2 separate regions of the Homo sapiens genome follow, and region 2 is linked to region 1. A link is a loop called in an ENCODE intact Hi-C map of the cell type or tissue named here. Cell type or tissue: Caco-2. All regions are shown on one strand. Each heading gives the region's core, and the rest is flanking DNA. Links, peaks and the distances in the headings are about the cores only.

Region 1 (10,490 bases), core at 1,549-9,548:
AACTGGACCCCTTCTTTACACCATATACAAAAATCAACTCAGATGGACTAAAGACTTACATGTAAAAACCAAAACTATAAAACCCTGGAAGAAAACCTAAGCAATACCATCCTGGACATAGGAATGGGCAAAGATTTCATGACAAAGACATCAAAAGCAATCACAACAAAAGCAAAAATTGACAAATGAGATCTAATTAAACTTAAGACCTTCTGCATAGCAAAAGAAACTATCATCAGAGTAAACAGACAACCTACAGAATGGGAGAAAATGTTTGCAAACTATGCATCTGATAAAGGTCTAATATACAGCATCTATAAGGAACTTAAATTTACAAGAGAAAAACAACCCCATCAAAAACTGGGCAAAGGACATGAACAGACACTTCTCAAAAGAAGACATACATGTGGCCAACAAGCATATGAAAAAAAGCTCAACAGCACTGATGATTAGAGAAATGCAAATGAAAACCACAAAGAGATACCATCTCACACCAGTCAGAATGACTATTATTAAAAAGTCAAAAAATAACATATGCTGGCAAGGTTGCAGAGTAAAGGGAATGCTTACACACTGTTGGTGGAAGTGTAAATTAGTTCAACCATTGTAGAAAGCAGTGTGGCAATTCCTCAAAGAGCTAAAAATAGAACTACCACCTGACTCAGCAATCCCATTACTGGGTTTATACCCAGAGGAATATAAATCACTCTACCATAAAGACACATGCACATGAATGTTCACTGCTGCACTATTCACAATAGCAAAGACATGGAATCAACCTAAATGCCTATCAATTACAGACTGGATAAAGAAAATGTGGCATATATACACCATGGAATACTATGCAGCCATAAAAAGGGATGAGATCGTGTCTTTTGTGGGAACATGGATGGAGCTGGAGGCCATTACCTCAGTAAACTAAGGCGGGAACAGAAAACCAAATACCACATGTTCTCACTTATAAGCAAGAGCTAAATGATGAGAACACATGAACACAAAGAAGGGAACAACACACAATGGGGTCTACTTGAGGGTGGAGTGTGGGAGGAGGGAGAGGAGCAGAAAAAGAAACTATTGGGTACTAGGCTTAAATAATTAAATAATCTGTAAAATAAACGTGTAACATCAGTTTACCTATATAACAAACCTGCACATGTACCCCCAAACCTAAAATAAAAGTTTTTAAAAAGTTGGTATTACCTTTGCCCCTATTTGCCCAAGTTAGAGACCAGTTTCCCTTTGAATTACTTTCCTAAACTTTCAATCTGTCAATAGTCCAAGGGGCAATTATGGTTTGTGTAAAACCTTGAAATGGACTTCTCAGCTCTCTCTTCTTTAAGAAATTCTAAAAATAGATATATTTTTATAATAGACATATTTTTAAAATAGGCATATTAGTGTTTGGTTTGAATCAACCAGACAGCAAAGGATATAAAGTCCTACTCTACCAAAGGTTACCGTGATTTTAAATAAACTGACTCAAAACAAGAAAGACAAACATGACCCAAAAGTTGCTGAAAAATTCTAGAATTTTAACGAGATGCTTATTTCCTTTTTAATGCTTAAGAGACTCGAAACACCCAAACCAACAGGAGATGGTGGAGAATAATTTAACAAGATTAGTTTTAACCAGAAGACTCAACACAGCCACCTCGCTGTGAGGTGAATAAACCAGGACCAATTCTTGCTGCTTCAGCTTCTGTGTACCTCCAGTCCTCCTAACGGCACTTCCCTGCTGAACTTACCGCAGGTCTGCACTGAGTCACGGCGGCACTGGCAGCAGGCTCTGTGGGCATATTCGTGGAGCTGAGGTCTGTCAAAACACGACAGCTCAGAGCCGTTGTACTGAATGTCCTGTGACCGCAGAGACCCTAAATGAGGGGTGAGAACTCTGTCAGGGAACACAGTCTCCTCTCTAGTGGACCTGTGCCATTCTAGCTTTTGTATTTTTAAAGAACAAATCAGCTATCCTTCCAATGTTTGATGACTTCTTCTTACATGGAAGCACAAACATGAAATAATTTGTTAAGAAAGTTCAAAATGTAGGGTACTAATGTTGCCATTACTGAGAATGATTTTTATTTTTGCCTAGTGGCGCAGGGACATCACAGCCTTGTAAGTCTCCTTACAAAGCTGTGCAACCTCAGTGAATTCTACAGATGACCCTTAAGCAACACGGGTTTGAACTGCGCAGGTCACTTATACACAGATTTTCTTCAGCCTCTGCCACGCTGAGACACCAAGGCCAACCCTCCTCCTCCTCCTCCTCAGCCCACTCAACATGAAGATGATGAGGATGAAGGCCTTTACAATGATCCGCTTCCACTTAATGAAGAGTAAATCTATTTTGTCTCCCTTATGATTCTCTTAGTAACATTTTCTTTTCTCTAGCTTACTTTAATGTAAGAATACAGGGCATAATACATATAATAGGCCGGTGCAGTGGCTCACATCTGTCATCTCAGCACTTTGGGAGGCCGAGGCAGGCGGATCACGAGGTCAGGAGTTCGAGACCAGCCTGGCCAACATGGTGAAACCCCGTTTCTACTAAAAATACAAAAATTATCCAGGCGTGGTGGCGGGCGCCTGTAGTCCCAGCTACTCCGGAGGCTGAGGCAGGAGAATCACTTGAATCCGGGAGGCAGAGGTTGCCATGAGCTGAAGTCACGCCACTGCCCTCCAGCCTGGGTGACAGAGCCAGACTCTGTCTCCAAAAAAACAAAAAAACAAAGAAACATATAATAAACAAGATGTATTAACCAACTGTTTATCAGTAAGGCTTCCCGTCAACAATAGGCTATTAGTAGTTAAGTTTTTGGGGAGTCAACACTGACGTGTGGATTCTTAACTGCTCTCCTAGCCCTCTGCTGTTCAGGGATCACCTGTGTTTCTTGTGCCCTGCGTTCTTTCACAACTCACTGGTGCTTGTCTCAGCCAAGTCTCTTGTGGAACACTTGCACGACAATAGTAATAAATGCCCTTCCCCTAAATGCTAAGAAATGTAATGAGCTCAAAACTTACAGCTGGGTTTCTTCTCCATAAACTGTCTCTTACAATAGATGACACAGAGGATGAGCAGGGCCAGCAGGACGGTGGCCAGAGCGCTGCAGATAACGGCAGCCAGCGCCGTGTCCCGTGGGCTGGAGGCCGTGGACGCGATCTTCACGAGGTTGACCTTGCTGGCACCTGAAACCACAGGAATGGGGTCAGCATGCTCTGAACAACTGCAGATGCAGTGTTTATGGCGAAGCTGGCAGGCACCCTTACCAGTGGCCTTCCCATGCTGTGAGAAAACTGGCATGAGATATTTAAAGATGGCTCAAGCACCCCCTCCACCCAGAAGATGTCTTTAATGGGACACCTTTACCCGGCACCCCACAATGTGCAGGGTGTCCCTCTCCTCTGTTCCCAGAGCGCTACGGACACACAATCCTCAACACATTGTGTTACTAGAATCTGCCTTCAGCTCCACCAGAGCAGAATTCTTTGTGAGCTGGGGGTCTGTCATCTTTACCTCTGGTTGCCCAGTACTTGGCATGTGGCAGGGAACTAATGTTTTGTACTTAATTGGAATTACACCATATTTTTAAGCAGACTGAATGCATGTATGCTTTTTGGGGCAACTTTAGGGGAAAACAAGGAGTTGGATCATCCAGAACCTTACAGTAGACCCCAGTTTTTGAGACAGTAAACATCTCTGAATGCCTTAGCTGTTAAACTACTGGAAAACATCTAAGTTTTGGAGAAAAGACTAATACTGTTATTACACTATGGAAAGGCCGGCATAGTCATGTGCTAAGAAAGTCAAGAAATAGATCTTATTTTAGAGGGCAGTACTGCTTTGTGGTTCAGGGCAGATTCTGAACCCCATGGCCTGGGTCAACCTCTACCTGTGTGACCTTGAGACACTGACTGGAATTTCAAGTTGCCATCTGTTCAAATGGAGGTAATAATAGTGACTGGCTCATGTGTTATGTAAAGTGTGTGGGACTGGCTGTGCTGTAGAATCATTAGCCACTGTAATGATGATGATAGTAATTACCATTTTAAAACTATCCTGAGGGTACCAGGATAAACAAACTCATTTAAATCAGAGATCTATATCTAGTGCAGTTAAACAGCATATCCTACTTAACTAACCCCAAAATAATGAGAGAAATGGATTTAAAAGGGGCATGAATCTACACAGAGGGGCAGTTACATTTTCTCTTTCCCAAGCAGATGCCCTGAGTGAGCTGAGGGGCCCTCACTCTGCTTCCCCGGCAGGTGCTGCTCACCACAGGAGCCTCCCCTCGACTGAAGATTACTCCAGGTAGAGGTATAATGTGTGCTTCACATGTCATTTCAGGTTGTCTAGGAACCACATTTAAAACGTAAAAGAGAGGCAAGGTGCGGTGGCTCATGCCTGTAATCCCAGCACTTTGGGAGGCTGAATTGAGAGGATCCCTTGAGCCTATGAAGCTGCAGTGAGCTGTGATCGCACCACTGCGCTCCAGCCTGGACGACAGAGCGAGACTCTGTCTCAAGAAAAAAAGAAGAAGAAGAAGAAGAAGAAACAGGTAAAATTAACTTTAGTCTATTTTACTTAGCCAATATATCTTAAATATTGCATTTCAATATGTATTCAATATAAAAATTATTTATGACATATTTTGCGTTCTCTATTTTGTATTAAAATTTTAAAATCCGGTGTGGTTTTAAAGACACAGCTCATCTGAATTCAGACTAGCCACACTTCAAATGCTCAGTAGCCACATGTGGCTAATGGCTATCATAATGGACACTGCAACTCTAGAGATTGAAGGTCTGTGTCTATATTTGTACAAGATGGCACCTAAACACAAGCCAATTTGTCATCTGGTGCCTTTCTCCTTCTCCCTGGCTACACACCCCTCACTCCCAATAAGATCGTATGACACCTGAGACTACAGCCCCAGAGAGAAACACTTGGGTTAATATTACTGAATCATAAAAACAGGATAGCAGGAACTATCATCTTGGAGCATGAGTCTTGGTATTTCCAGTCTCAGTGATTCTAGGCCACACATATAAAAGTCTCTTATTGCCATCTGGGAAGGCACACACACCATATGTTTTGGGCTTAGATGAATAAGGCTCATAATCCAATCATACATTTTAAAGGACATTTATTTGTAAACATGTTTAATATTCACAAAATATATTTCATCACTTCTAACTCTATAGAACACTATAATAAGCAAACGGCACACACTAAATGTTCATTATACAGCAAGCTAAAAAAAATTACAACCCTGACCTGATAGAGATTAAATCTAATCTGAAACAGCCTCTATCACTGGACAGAGTCACAAAAGGCCATATGAGCACAAGCACAGCTGTGCAAACACTGAAAATGCATAACTGGAGAGGAACTTGCATCCCACGCAAGTTGAAATAGCAGCCACAGAGAAGGGGAAGTGACTTGGAAATGAAAGCATTATCCATCTGGACCAAATGGTGAAGCTGTGGGAAGCTGTCATTTACATTGGTGAGGAAGGCGTTCACTTCAGAGGGAGAAGAGTCTCCTTAGCTTAAATTTTTGCTCAAATAACCCAGCCCTACACAATATGGGGTTTTGGCAATAGCTGTCGTAAAAATGAAGCTTAATACATGATTTGAGTGGAGGACTTCAAAGTTCTCAACTGTTGTAACCATTAAGCTCATCAATTGACACAAAACTGGATATTCAGAAAAATCCTGGTAAGAATAGGGATTTTGGGTTAAAGTAGTATCATAATTAGAGTCCTTTAAGTTCTTATTGTTTAAAATCCTTCTATAATACATTCGTCAACTTATTTTCCTTAATATAAAAGGAACTGTCTCTAACTTACAGATAGGTTAAAATGTCCCAAAAGTGGAGATTTTCTTCTTAATTTGGTGGTTTGTAACTCAGGATTTATGTTCTCTAAACGTGTCTTGTTAACACATATCTAATACTATAGGGCACAATACTGTAATGTCAATGATATATAGTTGCCACAGTAATATCAATTTTAAAGGAAAAGTACATCCAATATGCCCCTTCTCCACACATTTCCCCAGGCAGTGACATCTAAAGATGAACAAGAAAAATATACAAGTTTTACTTCTTGATTTTTGACACCTATATAACAACAGGCATCTTATTGATCCAAACACCCTCAGAGAGTGCTCATGGGAAGTAGGGCTCTGGAAACTGCCTTCTTGATTCTTGTTTATATGTATGAGTTTATGGTAACACTCAGAGCAAACATTCTTTTTTTCTAGGAAATGGGTTCGTCATTTTTAGTTCATCATTTTTAGCTTTGTCACATATAGCAATGCAGACATAAATAGGAGATTGAACTGAATATCATTTGATTTTAGAACAGCTCTAGAAACTAATTCTTTTTAGTTTCTAGTAAAAAAACTATTTTCTTATAATTCTTTATGACTTGAGCAGCAAAAAACAAAAACAAAAACAAAAACAAAACAAAACCAAAAATAAGGGGGGGGGGCAGATTTATACTAGCTATATAAAGTGGCTTCCACTCTATAAAGTTTTTGTTAATTGAGATATTGCTGATAATTCCTAAGAAAAGAACTTATCTACGCTAAAGGAAAAGGTATTGTTTTGCTAACCTGTGGCAATGATACTGAGATGAAAGATTCTTTCCACTCACATGCCTTGACTAAATGCCCCATTCTAGTTCACTAAGCAGACTGAATGCCAGCCAGGAATTCTGCCCGTATCTTATTAGGATTCCGAAAGTACTTCTGAAGAAGTGGAAATAGGAAGGTCCACATGCCTTGGAAAGTTTTTAACTTTTCTGGAATACAAAATATTTCTTACTCTAACCAATTAAGTTATTAAATTCCACCATAATGTTAGCACTACCCTTTAGCAATTTACTTCAGAGCAAGGATTGTTTTCTTTCAGCTTAAATTTTACCTACATTACATGGGTTCACTTTTATATTATGCATCTCCTTAGGAGTTCAACTCAACTGAACAATTATGTCCTGAGTGTCTATTACGAGTACGACATCCTACAAGGCATTAAAAAAGTTTGAGGAAAATCTGAATAGAAGAAAAGGAAATGGAGGTCTCCAGCAAAATCTGCCAAGTGTTTTTATAAAGTCCCATCTGAACTTCTTTGGAGTAGACCAAGGTGCAGAAATCCATATCCTCTCCCCACATTGCATCCCCTAAAGAGCTTCAAGCATAGCTGGAAAGCCTTGAAACACATCTATTGGAGAGACTTGTCACACTGGACAAAGGCAAGAGCAACTTCTCAGATGCTGCAAATGAGGAACCTATTTGCAAGCCACAGAGGTGGCTAAAACATGGACACTAGCTTCTGTAGACACAGCTTCTAACACACCTTCAGTGCCTCACCCTCCTCACTAGGTAAAGTGGTGAGCGTTCATTGATGAGCTTCATTTGATACCCAAGAAAATCAAGACCTTGAGTCACATGCTCAAGGTTACACAGCAAAGCAGAGGCAGCTTGAAAACTGGATTCAGGCCTTCTGAGCCCCTCTAGTAGACCGCACTGCTCCACAGATGCAGGTAGCTTCTGAGATCAAAACATTCTGTTGGGTAATGATAACCAAAGTACAGCTCATGTTTGTTTATGTAAGGGCCCTGCTCATTTCTGTGGGGAGAACTCAGCCAGGCCACAGAGCAGTCACAGGGCTTTCCAGACTGCAGAGCTGCCCCAGTGTGCATGGCAGCTGGTTCCGCAGGAGTTCACCTGCCCACAGAGATGTTCGGGGTCCTCCGCCTTCCCATTGGTCTTGGTGTCTGCATGACGGGCCACTGTGATCAGACGTGGGGGCAGTAAGCATGCTGAGCAACGTCTGGGTGTCCTGGGGCAGGGGCGGGGGGCATTCTGTGGAGGTGACTGCATCTGGAAAGGGCCCAAGTAGGGAGGGAAATGGGAAAGGATGTGCACAGGCAGTCACAGCTGGACTCCGCCTGGGCTTGCCAGGCTCCCTCCTCTGCCTTCTACTGCTACTCCCTACTTGCTTAACCTCTCCAACTTCCTACTATGCAATGTTTAAAAACCTGCTCAACAAAACATCCTTCTTCCTGGAGAATTTTCCTAACAAAGGGCCCCATTCAGGCGGGGCTGCTTGGGAGGAAGGGAACTGTTGTCCAAAACCTGGCTCTTGCCACTTTCCACCCTGGCCACAAACAAGACTTTTTTTCACAGCTCTTAATCTCAGTTTCCTCCCTGGGCAAGCTCCTCACGCAGACACCAAGACCCACTGAGGCAGAAGGGCCTGAACATTCTATTAGGGCAGGTGAGCTCCTGCAGAACCAGCTGCCAGGCACACTCCAATAGATCTGCTGCCCAGAAAGTCCCATGGCCACTGTGGCCTGGCTGTGCTCTCCCTGCAGAAATGAGCATGGCATTTACATGAAAGATGAAGTAGGATACTTGATTTCACTACTCTGAAATTTTCTTTCCAGTCTGATCTGCTCTCTTGAACTTCAGAGTCATGCATCTCACAGCCTACTTGGCACCTCCACATGGATAAAGATGCATCTCAACTCACCATGTCCAAAGCACGTGCCCCCAACTACAAGCAAATCCCTCAACACACTCCCTGCCCCTCCCACAGATCTTCCTCACCTGTCAGTGCCTCTGTCCACAATGCTCCCCTAGACTGCCGCAAGGACTGCACCTCAGCTGCTGGAGTCCTTCCGCAATGTCACCACCTCAGTGAGGCTTCCCACCAATCTATTTACAATTGCAGTTTCTCCCCAGCACTTCCTACCCACTGCCCTGCTTTCTCTTCCTTCACAGCACTGACGATCATCTGACATTTTGTATACTTTACTTGTTTGGTTCACTGTCATTCTCTCCCAAGGTAGGAGTTGGAGATCCCACCCTGCTTCTCAAACACACCCACCAGGCTCGTCGTTAAGCTAGGTCCAGCAAGAAGCCACACTGCAGCTGAGCCTGACCATATCCAGGTTAGAGTCAGTGGGGACGAAAGTGGGCAGAAGGGGTGTGGGTTATGTGTGGGTCAGCTTCACTTAGGGAGCCATTGCTTGACCTAGACTTGCCCCTCACTGTGAGCTGGGAGGTGAATGCAGCAGCCAAGCCTTGATCCTCTGTGGGAAGCAGATGTCTAAGGCTGGCTTAGCACAGGGGGCAGGAAGCTGGGCTCTGAGACATCCTGACGCAGAGCTGCTTTCCCAGGCTGAACTGCTAAATACGAGACAGAGAAACTTCTATCTTACTTAGGCCACGATATTTCTGGGTCTCTTTGTTACAGCAGCTTAGTATTTATCCTAGCCAATTACATCTCCCACAGAAAGGACAGGGAGTTTTGCTTGTATTTTTAACATCTATAAGGGTTCCTGGCACACAGCTGGTGCCTGATAAATATGTGTTAAATGACGGAATGAATGAATGTCTATGAAATAAAAGGAAAAATCCCAAGTATTCCAGAAAGATGACTTAATGGGGACTTGTCCAATCAATAAGATGAGATTATGCCAATGATGTGTTCATTGGTTGTCTAATAACCTTCCACCTTGGGCTATGTCGCTAATGACAATGCAGATGGAAACAGCTGGAGCAAAGAACAGTTTTGTTTGCATGCACTTAGTTTTTGCAATTAATCAGGCCATGCATGAGAGAGCAAGGGTGGCTCAGATATATATCAATAGAGAATCCATGTAGACCATTGACCACATCCTTGGAATGAATATCAAACAAAAACTTAGCCTTCTCTAGTCCATTTTAAGTAGCGCTTCATGGAGTCATCACAGAAGGATCTTATTATATGCCAAATGTAATCTTAGTTAACAATCTATATAAAATGATGACTGATTTATAATGAATGCCCAAAGAAGAAAACGGGAAGACCTTCAGGAGGTGAACCACTTCTTCCAACACAAGTGCTTTGGTACCAATTTCAGGAACTATCAGGTGAGCTGGATAATGGGGACAGTTAAGCATTCACATCATTTTACCAAATTAGTCGTATTAATCTGACATTTTTACTTACTCCCAACAGTAGACAGAGGTATGGAGAAAACAGTGAGTGCCTAGAGAGCAGTTAACCACAGGAACCTATATTTGTCTTTTGTACAAAAGTTAGCTGAATTATCATCAACACCATCACAGCTACCATATAACCACAAGTGCAGGGGCCAGCCCCTACATACCCACTTTCTGGGCGCTGTAATAACCCTGTGCAGAAAGGATCTCATAGATGGAGAAGTTGATATGTATCTGTACATACTTTTTAATGCCAAACAACCATTAGGTGGCTGGATCTAGATCTGAGCTCAGGTTAGTTTGACTCTTAAAACTTATGCTTTTTTTTTTTTTTTTTTTTTTTAGCATGTTATGTTCTTTCCAACCATTTAGAGTAAAAAAAAAAAAAAAAAAAAAGACTATAGTGTGAAGGATTACTGGTTCAGATTCTGTATAGACCAGTATATTCTAGTTAATCAGCTAACACATACAATATAGCTTGACCTAATTTA
Region 2 (10,490 bases), core at 1,323-9,322, 57 kb after region 1:
GTTAGGTGTGTCTAGATTCATTTTTTGCATGTGGATGTCAAGTTGTTTTAGATCCATTTGTTGAAGACTCTATCTTTTCTCCATCATGTTGTTTGCTACTTTGTCAAAGACCAGATGACTACACTTAGCTGGGTCTATTCCTGGGCTCTCTATTCTGTTCCACTGATTGGTTTGTCTCTTCTTTTGTCAATACCACACTGTCTTGATTACTATATGTTTACAGTAAGTCTTGATGTGGGTAGTGTCAATCCTCCAACTTTTTCTTCTAAATAACTGTGTTGATTATTCTGGGTCTTTTGCCTCTACATATAAACTTTAGAATCAGTTTGTCAATATCTACAAAATAACTTGCTGGGACTTTGATTGGGATTCCATTGAATCTATAAATCAAGTTGAGAAACACTGACATCTTGACAATATTGAATCTTCCTCTCCATAAACATGGAATATCTCTCCATTTATTTAGTTCTTCTTTTATTTCTTTCATCAGAGTCTTGTAATTTTCCTCATAAAGATCTTGTACATATTTTGTTAGACTTATCCCTAGGTATTTTATTTTGGGGGGGGTGCTAATATAAATTATATTGTGTTTTTAATTTCAAATCCCACTTGTTCACTGACAGTATATATGAAAGTTACTGACTTTTGTACATTAACCAGGTATCTTGAAATATTACTATAATTGCTTATTCATTCCAGGAGTTTTTCTGTTAATTCTCTTGCATTTTCTACATAGATGATTATGCCATATGTGAACAAGGAGAAGTTTATTTCTTCCTTCCAAATCAGTTTACCTTTTATTTCTTTTTTTTTATTTTGTCTTGGTGCATGAGGTAGGATTTCTTGTATGATGCTGAAAATGAGTGGTGAAAGGGAACATCCTTGCCTTGTTCCTGATCTTAGTGGAAAGCTTCTAGTTTCCATCATTAAGTATGATATCAACTCTAGAGTTTTGGTTTTGTTGTGGTTGTTGTAGAAATTCTTTACCAAGTAGAGGAAATTCCTTTCCATTCCTAGTTTACTGAGAGGTTTTTGTTGTTGTTGTTGTTTAATCATGAATGGGTGTTAGATTTTTCAAATGCTTTTTGTGCACTTACTGCTATATGTGATTTTTTTCCCCTTTAGCCCACTGATGTGACATATTACATTAACTGAATTTCAAAGGCTGAACCAGCCTTGTGTATGTGGGATAAATCCCATTTTGTCACAGTGTGTGATTTTTTTAATATACATTGTTGGATTCAATTTGCTAATATTTTGTTGAGAATTTTTGTATCTTTGTTCATGAGAGATATTGGTCTATAGTTTCTTTGTAAAGTCTTTGGTTTAGGCATTAGGGTGATTTCTGGCCTCACAGAATGAGTTAGAAAGTATTTTCTCTGCTATATTCTGGAAGAAGTTGTGGATAATGAGTATAATTTCTTCTTCATTTTTGGTAGAATTCACCAGTAAATTCACTTTAACTTGGTGCTCTCTGTTTTGGAAGGTTATGAATTATTGATTCAATTTCTTCAGTCAATATAGGCCTATACAGACTGTGGATTTCTTCTTGTGTGAGCTTTGTCAGACTGCGTCTTTCAAGGAATTGATTCATTTCATCTAGGTTACCAAATGTGTGGGCACTGAGTTGTTCACAGCATTTCTAATGTTCCTATAGTGATGTCCATGCTTTCATTACTGATATTAGTACTTTGTGTCCTCTCCCTTATTTTCTAAGTTGGCCTAGTTAGAGGACCATCAGTTTTATTGAATTTTTTCAAAGAATCACCTTTTGGTGATTCTTCACTCTCTCCAGAGTTTCTGTTTTTAATTTCATTGATTTCTGCTTTAATAGTTATTTATTTTATTCTGCTTACTCTGAATTTAATTTGTTCTTCTTTTTCTAGTTTTATAAGGTATAAGCTTAGATCACCAATTTTGGCTCTTTCTTTTTTCTAATATGTGCCTTCAGTACCCCCTGAGCACTGGTTCACTGCATCCCACAAATTTTGACAAGTTCTGTTTTCATTTTCATTTAGTTCAAAATATTTTTAAATTTATCTTGCAATATCCTCTTTGACCCATGTGTTATTTAGAAGTGTGTTCTTAATCTCCAAGTATTTTAGAGTTTTCCAGCTATCTTTCTGTTATTGATTGCTAGTTTTATTCCATTGTGATCTGACAGCAGACACTATACGATTTCTATGCTTTTACCTTTGTTAAGGTGTGTTTTATGGCCCCATATGTGGTCTAGCTTGGTGAATTTTCCATGACAGCTTAAGAATAATGTGTCTTTTGCTGTTGCTGAATGAAGTTGTCTATAGGTGTCAGTTATATCCAGTTGATTGATGGTGTTGAGTCCAACTATGTCCATATTGACTTTCTGCCTGCTGAATCTGTCCATTTCTGATAGTGTTGAAGTCTCCAACTACAGTAGTGGATTTATCTATATCTCCTTGTAGTTCTATCAGTTTTTGTCCCACATGGTTTGATTCTCTGTTGCTAGGGGCATACCCATTAAAGATTATTATAATTTCTTAGACAATTAGCTCCCTTATGATTATATGATGTCCATCTTTATCCCTGACATCTGTCTTTGCTTTGAAGTCTGCTCTGTCTGAAATTAATATAGCTACTCCTGCTCTTCTGATTAGTGTTAGCATGGTATATATTTCTCCATCCACTTACTTTTCATCTATGTGTGTCTTCATATTTGAAGTGGGTTCTTGTAGACCACAGAGTTGGATCTTGTTTTTTGACCTGCTCTGATAATGTTTATAAATTGGTACATCAGATCACTGACACTGAAAATGATTATTGATATAGTTGGGCTAATAGTTACCATATATATTACTGTTTTCCATTTCTTGGCCTTCTTATTTGTTCTTATTTCTGTCTTCCACATTTTCCCTTTTGTAGTTTTAATTGAGCATTTTATGTGGTTTCATTTTATCTCCTTTCTTAGCATATCAGTTATACTTCTTTTTATACTTGTTTTAACGGTTGCCCTAGAGGTTGCACTATACATTTATAACCAGTCCAAGCCTCCTTTCAACTAACACTGTACTACTTCACAGATAGTGTGAATACCTTATAACAACAAAATAATTCTAATTCCTCCTCCTCACCCTTTGTATCATTGCTGTAATTAATTTCACTTATGTGTGTGTGTGTGTGTACACACAAGCATACTCAATCAAATACATTGTTTCTATTATTAGTTTGAACACACTATCATCTATTACATCAATTAAGAATAGGAAAATTAAAGTTTTTATTTTACCTTCACTTAGCACTTCTTTGATGCTCTTTTATGTAGATCCATGTTTCTGACCTATATTATTTTCCTTCTGTCTAAAGAACTTCTTTTAACATTTCTTACATGGCAGGTCTACTGGTAACAAATTCCCTCAATTGATTGAGAAAGTCTTTATTTGTCCTTAACTCTTGAAGGAAAATTTCTCAGGGTACAGAATTTTAGGTGCTATTTTCTCAATACTTTAAATGTTTCACTGCACTCTCTTCTGCCTTGCATGATTTCTGAGTAAAAGTCAGATGTCATTCTTATCTCTGCTCCTCTGTACATATGGCGTTTTTTTCCCTCTAGTTTCTTGGAGGGTTTTTTCTTTGTTTTTCTGCAATTTGCAAATGATATACTTGGTGTCATTTTTGGGCATTTATCTTGCTTGGTGTTCTCTGAGTTTCCTGGATCTGCAGTTTGGTGTCTGGCATTAACTTGGGAAAATTCTAAGTCATTATTGTTTCAAATATTTCTTCTGTTCCTTTCCCTGATTAGCATATTAAATCAGAATATTCATGATTAATGCTATTAGCATATTAATCATAGTTGTTCTTGATTCTCTCTGATAACTCCAAGATCCCTGCCAAGTCTGGTTCTGATGCTTGCATTGTCTCTTCAAATTGTATTTTTTGCCTTTTAGTATGCTTTGTACATTTTTGTCAAATGTCATACATGATACACTGGGTAGAAGGAGCTGCTATAAACAGGCCTTTAGTAATGTGGAGGTGAGATGTGAAGGAAAGGGCAGCTTTCCATAGTCCTGTGCAGGCCTGTGCCTCTGTACTGTAAGCTTCCCCAGTGCCTCTCCCTTAAATGGGAGAGAATGGCTGGAGCAGACTGAGTCAGTATTTCCCTTCCCCAGGTCAGTTAGGCTCTGATAAAACCCCAGCAGGTGAGCCTTTGGTGTATGTGTTTCTCTTGAGGGCAGTCCTTGTTAAGAAAAAGAGCACTCTAGCATATTTCAAAATGTTCCTTTTCTGCCTCCCCTGTCAGAAAAACAAGGGATTTTTTTGTTTTGTTTTGTTTTGATTTTGACATTTACTATGAAAATCGGTTTGAGTTCCTGGAAGTAAAACTCACAAAAGCATGGGAGGGTGCTCTATGAGTGGGTCCTCCTGGAGTTTTAACTCTCAGACTTTTCCAAACCTAGGCTACAGCAGGCTGTCAATAACAGTGCAGGTTTCCCACCCTGGTGCTGGCTCCAGGGGAGGCTTCTGCAGCAGTGTATTGTGATTCTCTGTAGCTGCCTGCGACCTCACTTCTCTTGCAGATCTAAGAGCTGCGGACTTTTCAGTTTGTTCAGCTTTTTACTTCCTGTTGGGATAGAGTGACAACCTCTAAATTCCTCATATATATGAAATCAGAAATGGAAAAATGATTTCTTAATCAACAAAAATATTAAGGCTAATAGGACTTTCATCTTATGGTCTGATTCTCCAAAAATTAACTTAAGGTTATATTCTGCAGATTCAAAGGATGAATATAAGACAGTAATTTCTTAGAAACTATTCACTCATGTCTCAGAATCTGTGAAGTTTCATTCAGATTTTCACTGAGATTTGGGAAAAGAAGAATGTTTGAGGAAAAGAAAATGTCATCATCTTTAAACGAAAATTAAAATTCTAAGCCCCCACCATCTGAATGGACCCCCCCTCTTGGCCAAGGACATTCCAAAGTTAACCTGAAAAACTAGTTCAGGACAGGATGGAAAGGGGGCGCCAGACATGCCTCATGGTACCCTCCTCCCTTCCGGAATTACTGATGGAACAGACTCTTTCAGTCTGATAAGAAAACACTTACAATCTATTCTCTCTGAAGTCTGCTACCTGGAGGCTTCATCTGCATGATAAAACCTTGGTCTCTAAAACCCCTTATCTTAACCCTTTCTATTGACATTCCTTTCTATTGACTCTAGGCATTCCTTTCTATTGACTCCAGGTCTTTAGATAATAACCAATAGCCAATCAGAAAATCCTGCAATCCACCTGTGACCTGGAATCCCCCTTCCCCTACCTGCTCCCCACTCCCAGTTGTCCTGCCTTTCCAGACTGAACCAATGTTGAGTAATGTCTTATGTCTCCCTAAATTGTATAAAACCAACTTGTAGCCCTACCACCTTGGACACATGCTGTCAGGATCTCTCGAGGGCTGTGTCATGGGCCACTGGTCACACATTTTTGGCTCAGAATAAATCTCTTCAAATATTTTACAGAGTTTCACTCTTTCCATCAGCAGTCTATTTTCCTCTTGGGCATGATGGCATTTTTAAATACTTTGTTCACTGATCCTAGATATGTCAACCTGTTAAAAATTAATCTTTTTACACCCCACACAGAAAAATCTATGTCTGAAAGTACTTGTTACTGTAATCAACAGGGGTTGAAAAATACCTGTTGAGATGCTACTGTTAATGAGATATCACACAGACTTTGAAGGTCAGTCAGTTTCAATCCAAATGTAAAGCCCAGGATACTAAAAGCCACCACTCATTTAACACAAAAGCCAGAGAGAAACGCTATCTATCAGAAGCCACTTGCAGAATGCATAATTCTTTGTTTCCTGCTGTTTATAGATCATTGATCAAAAATCTATGAATGACAAGACTCAACTGTAGATAATGGCAGTCTGTAGGGGAAAAGGACTTCTCTTTAAAAGTCCCTTTAAATAAAAAGAAAAATCTATTGTTCCTTTTCTAACAGAAAGGCTTTGATGTTTTATTTAAAACAAAACAATACATCACTTCTCCACAACTAGTAACATCTTCAAAAGATCAGCAAATAAAGCAAATGGATGTATAGCTCTGAACGTGCTCACAAGAAAAGGCAGGCTTCAAAACATCCAAGACTGTGAAATGTGTCCTGATATAACACACACTAACACACAGTTTCTTAGCACATAGTGGTTGAAATGAATATATTTAAAGTGCTCCTGGGAGTAACATACACTCACTGTGGTGAGATCAATAATAAGACACATACTGTCAAAGGAATGTTCAAAACCATGGTTTGGAAAATGCCTGCTATCTCAGAGCATCTTTATTTAAGACACTGGCAGGCTCTACTTCTTGACAAGTAATGCTGACATTCATTTTAAGAAAAAGAAGTCCCAGTAAGTAGTAGCATTCATGATTTCTGTTATCAATGATTTAGGGTTTATATATATATATAACTGTAAGTTCTGGGATACATGTGCAGAACGTGCAGGTTTGTTACATAGGTATAAATGTGCCATGGTGGTTTGCTGCACCCATCAATCCATCATCCACATTAGGTATTTCTCCTAATGCTATCCCTCCCCTTGTCGCCCACCCCATGACAGGGCCTGGTGTGTAATGTTCCCCTCCCTGTGTCCATGTGTTCTCATTGTTCAATGAGAATGGGAATGCTTCCAGCTTTTGCCCATTCACTATGATATTAGCTGTGGGTTTGTCATAAATAGCTCTTATTATTTCCAGATACATTCAATCAATACCTAGTTTATTGAGAGTTTTTAGCATGACGGGGTGAATTTTGTCAAAGGTCTTTTCTGCATCTACTGAGATAATCATGTGGTTTTTGTCATTGGTTCTGTTTATGTGATGGATTACATTTATTGTTTTGAGTATATTGAACCAGCCTTGCATCCTAGGGATGAAGCCGACTTGATTGTGGTGGATAAGCTTTTTGATGTGCTGCTGGATTCAGTTTGCCAGTATTTTATTGAGGATTTTCGCATTGATGTTCATCAGGGATATTGGCCTGAAATTTTCTTTTTTTGTTGTGTCTCTGCCAGGTTTTGATATCAGGATGATGCTGACCTCATAAAATGAGTTAGAGAGGAGTCCCTCTTTTTCTATTGATTGGAATAATTTCAGAAGGAATGGTACCAGCTCCTCTTTGTACCTCTGGTAGAATTCGGCTGTGAATCCATCTGGTCCTGAGCTTTTTTTGGTTGGTAGGCTATTAATTATTGCCTCAATTTCAGAACTTGTTATTGGTCTATTCAGGGATTTAACTTCTTCCTGGTTTAGTCTAGGGAGGGTGTATGTGTCCAGGAATTTATCAATTTCTTCTAGATTTTCTAATTTATTTGCATAGAGGTGTTTATAGTATTCTCTGATGGTAGTTTGTATTTCTGTGGGATCAGTGGTGATATCCCCTTTATCATTTTTTTATTGTTTCCATTTGATTCTTTTCTCTTTTCATCTTTATTAGTCTAGCTAGCGATCTATCTATTTTGTTAATCTTTTAAAAAAAACAGCTCCTGGATTAATTGATTTTTAAAGGGTTTTTTGGTGTCTCTATCTCCTTCAGTTCTGCTCTGATCTTAGTTGTTTCCTGTCTTCTGCTAGCTTTTGAATTTGTTTGCCCTTGCTTCTCTAGTTCTTTTAATTGTGATGTTAGGGTGTCAATTTTAGATCTTTTCCACTTTCTCCTGTGGGCATTTAGTGCTATAAACTTCCTTCTAAATGCTACTTTAGCTGTATCCCAGAGATTCTGGTACATTGTGTCTTTGTTCTCTTTGGTTTCAAATAACTTATTTATTTCTGCCTTAATTTTGTTATTTACCCAGTAGTCATTCAGGAGGTTGTTCAGTTTCCATGTAGTTGTGCGGCTTTGAGTGAGTTTCTCAATCCTGAGTTCTAATTTGATTGCACTGTGGTCTGAGAGACTGTTATGATTTCCATTCTTTTGCATTTGCTGAGGAGCATTTTACTTCCAAATATGTGGTCAATTTTAGAGTAAGTGCGATGTGGTGCTGAGAAGAATGTACATTCTGTTGATTAGGGGTGGAGAGTTCTGTAGATGTCTATTAGGTCCAATTGATCCAGAGCTGAGTTTGGTCCTGAATATCCTTGTTAATTTTCTGTCTCGTTGATCTGTCTAATATTGACAGTGGGGTGTTAAAGTCTCCCACTATTATTGTGTGGGAGTCCAGGTCTCTTTGTGTAGGTCTCTAAGAACTTGCTTTGTAAATCTGGGTGCTCCTGTATTGGGTGCATAAATATTTAGGATAGTTAGCCCTTCCATTCCTCTTGTTGCATTGATCCCTTATACCATTATGTAATTCCCTTGTCTTTTGCAATCTTTGTTGCTTTAAAGTCTTTTATCAGAGACTAGGATTGCAACCCCTGCTTTTTTTTGCTTTCCATTTGCTTAGTAAATATTCCTCCATCCCTTTATTTTGAGCCTATGTGTGTCTTTGCACGTGAGATGGATCTCCTGAATACTGCACACTGATGGGTCTTGACTCTTTATCCAATTTGCCAGTCTAATTGGTGTATTTAGCCCATTTACATTTAAGGTTAATATTGTTATATGTGAATTTGATCCTGTCATTATGATGCTAGCTGGTTATTTTGCCTGTTGATGCAGTTTCTTCATAGTGTCAATGGTCTTTACAATTTGGTATGTTTTTGTAGTGCCTGGTACCAGTTTTTCCTTTCCATATTCAGTGCTTCCTTCAGGAGCTCTTGTAAGGCAGGCCTGGTGGTGACAAAATCTCTCAGCATTTGCTTGTCTGTAAAGGAGTTTATTTCTCCGTCACTTATGAAGCTTAGTTTGGCTGGATATGAAATTCTGGGTTGAAAATTCTTTTCTTTAAGAATGTGGAATACTGGCCCCCACTCTCTTCTGGCTTGTAGGGTTTCTGCAGAGAGATCCACTGTTAGTCCGATGGGTTTCCCTTTGTGGGTAACCTGACCTTTCTCTCTGGCTGCCCTTAACATTTTTTCCTTTATTTCAACCTTTGTGAATCTGAAGATTATGTGTCTTGGGGTTGCTCGTCTTGAGGAGTATCTTTGTGGTGTTCTCTGTATTTCCTGAATTTGAATGTTGGCCTCTCTTGCTAGGTTGGGAAAGTTTTCCTGGATAATATCCTGAAGAGTGTTTTCCAACTTGGTTCCATTCTCCCCGTCACTTTCAGGGACACCAATAAAATGTAGGTTTGGTCTTTTCACATAGTCTCATATTTCTTGCAGGCTTTGTTTGTTCCTTTTCATTCTTTTTTCTCTAATCTTGTCTTCACGCTTTATTTCATTAAGTTGATTTTCAATCTCTGATATCCTTTCTTCTGCCTGATTGATTCAGCTATTGATACTTGTGTATGCTTCATGAAGTTCTTGTGCTGTGTTTTTCAGCTCCATCAGGTCATTTATGTTCTTCTCTAAACTGGTTATTCTAGTCAGCAATTCCTCTAACCTTTTTTCAAGATTCTTAGCTTCCTTGCATTGGGTTAGAACATGCTCCTTTAGCTTGGTGACGTTTGTTATTACCCACCTTCTGAAGCCTACTTCTGTCAATTTGTCAAACTCATTCTCTGCCAGTTTTGTTCTCTTGCTGGCAAGGAGTTGTGATCCTTTGGAGGAGAAGAGATGTTCTGGTTTTTGGAATTTTCAGCCTTTTTGCACTGGTTTTTCCTCATCTTTGTGGATTTATCTACCTTTAGTCTTTGATGCTGGTGACCTTTGGATGGGGTTTTTGTGTAGATGCCCTTTTTGTTGATGCTATTCCTTTCTGTGTGTTAGTTTTCCTACAAACAGTCAGGCCCTTTGCTTCAGGTCTGCTGGAGTTTGTTGGAGGTCCACTCCAGACCCTGTTTGCCTGGGTATCATTGGCAGAGGCTGCAGAACAGCAAAGACTGCTGCCTGTTCCTTCCTCTGGAAGCTTCGTCCCAAAGGGGCACCCACCAGATGCCAGCCAGAGCTCTCCTGTATGAGGTGTCTGGCGACCCCTGCTGGGAGGTGTCTCCCAATCGGGAGGCTGGGGGGTCAGCGACCCACTTGAGGAGGCAGTCTGTCCCTTAGCAGAGCTCGAGTGCTTTGCTGGGAGATCTGCTGCTTTCTTCAGAACTGGCAGGCAGGAACGTTTAAGTCTGCTGAAGCTGCACCCACAGCCACCCCTTCCCTGAAGTGCTCTGTTCCAGGGAGATGGGAGTTTATCTATAAGCCCCTCACTGGGGCTGCTGCCTTTCTTTCCCTTTCTTTCAGGGATGCCCTCCCCAGAGAGGAGGAATCTAGAAAGGCAGTCTGGCTACAGTGGCTTTGCCAAGCTGTGGCGGGATCCACCCAGTTTGAACTTCCAGGTGGCTTTGTTTACACTGTGAGGGGAAAACCACCTACTCAATCCTCAGTAATGGCAGACGCCCCTCCCCTCACCATGCTTGAGTGTCCCAGGTGGACTTCACACTGCTGTGCTGGCAGTGAGAATTTCAAGCCAGTGGATCTTAGCTT

Evidence for each region. A loop is a pair of places that touch in the nucleus more often than their neighbours do. Peaks named below come from ENCODE experiments on the same cell type or tissue, not always from the same donor. Only the 100,000 strongest peaks of a DNase experiment are listed, where the experiment ranks them.
Region 2: it touches region 1 in a loop (6-fold over the local background); 5 of 110 quality-filtered maps call a loop at or near these places.

The regions. Positions count from the first base shown.
Region 1 is chr13:23,651,746-23,662,235 of GRCh38, reverse strand. TNFRSF19 (TNF receptor superfamily member 19) reads right to left here. Exons shown (of 10, transcript NM_148957.4): 6 at 3,022-3,186; 7 at 1,746-1,871. Among named protein-coding and RNA genes, the nearest start is that of TNFRSF19, 87 kb to the right of the region's middle. RefSeq lists enhancers at 7,441-7,580, 7,821-8,322. In Caco-2, for the core only: no CTCF peak of the experiment used is centred there; DNase peaks (open chromatin) are centred at 5,385 and 7,693.
Region 2 is chr13:23,594,337-23,604,826 of GRCh38, reverse strand. The region is part of intron 3 of TNFRSF19 (TNF receptor superfamily member 19); the gene reads right to left. Among named protein-coding and RNA genes, the nearest start is that of TNFRSF19, 29 kb to the right of the region's middle. In Caco-2, for the core only: no CTCF peak of the experiment used is centred there; DNase peaks (open chromatin) are centred at 5,006 and 5,296.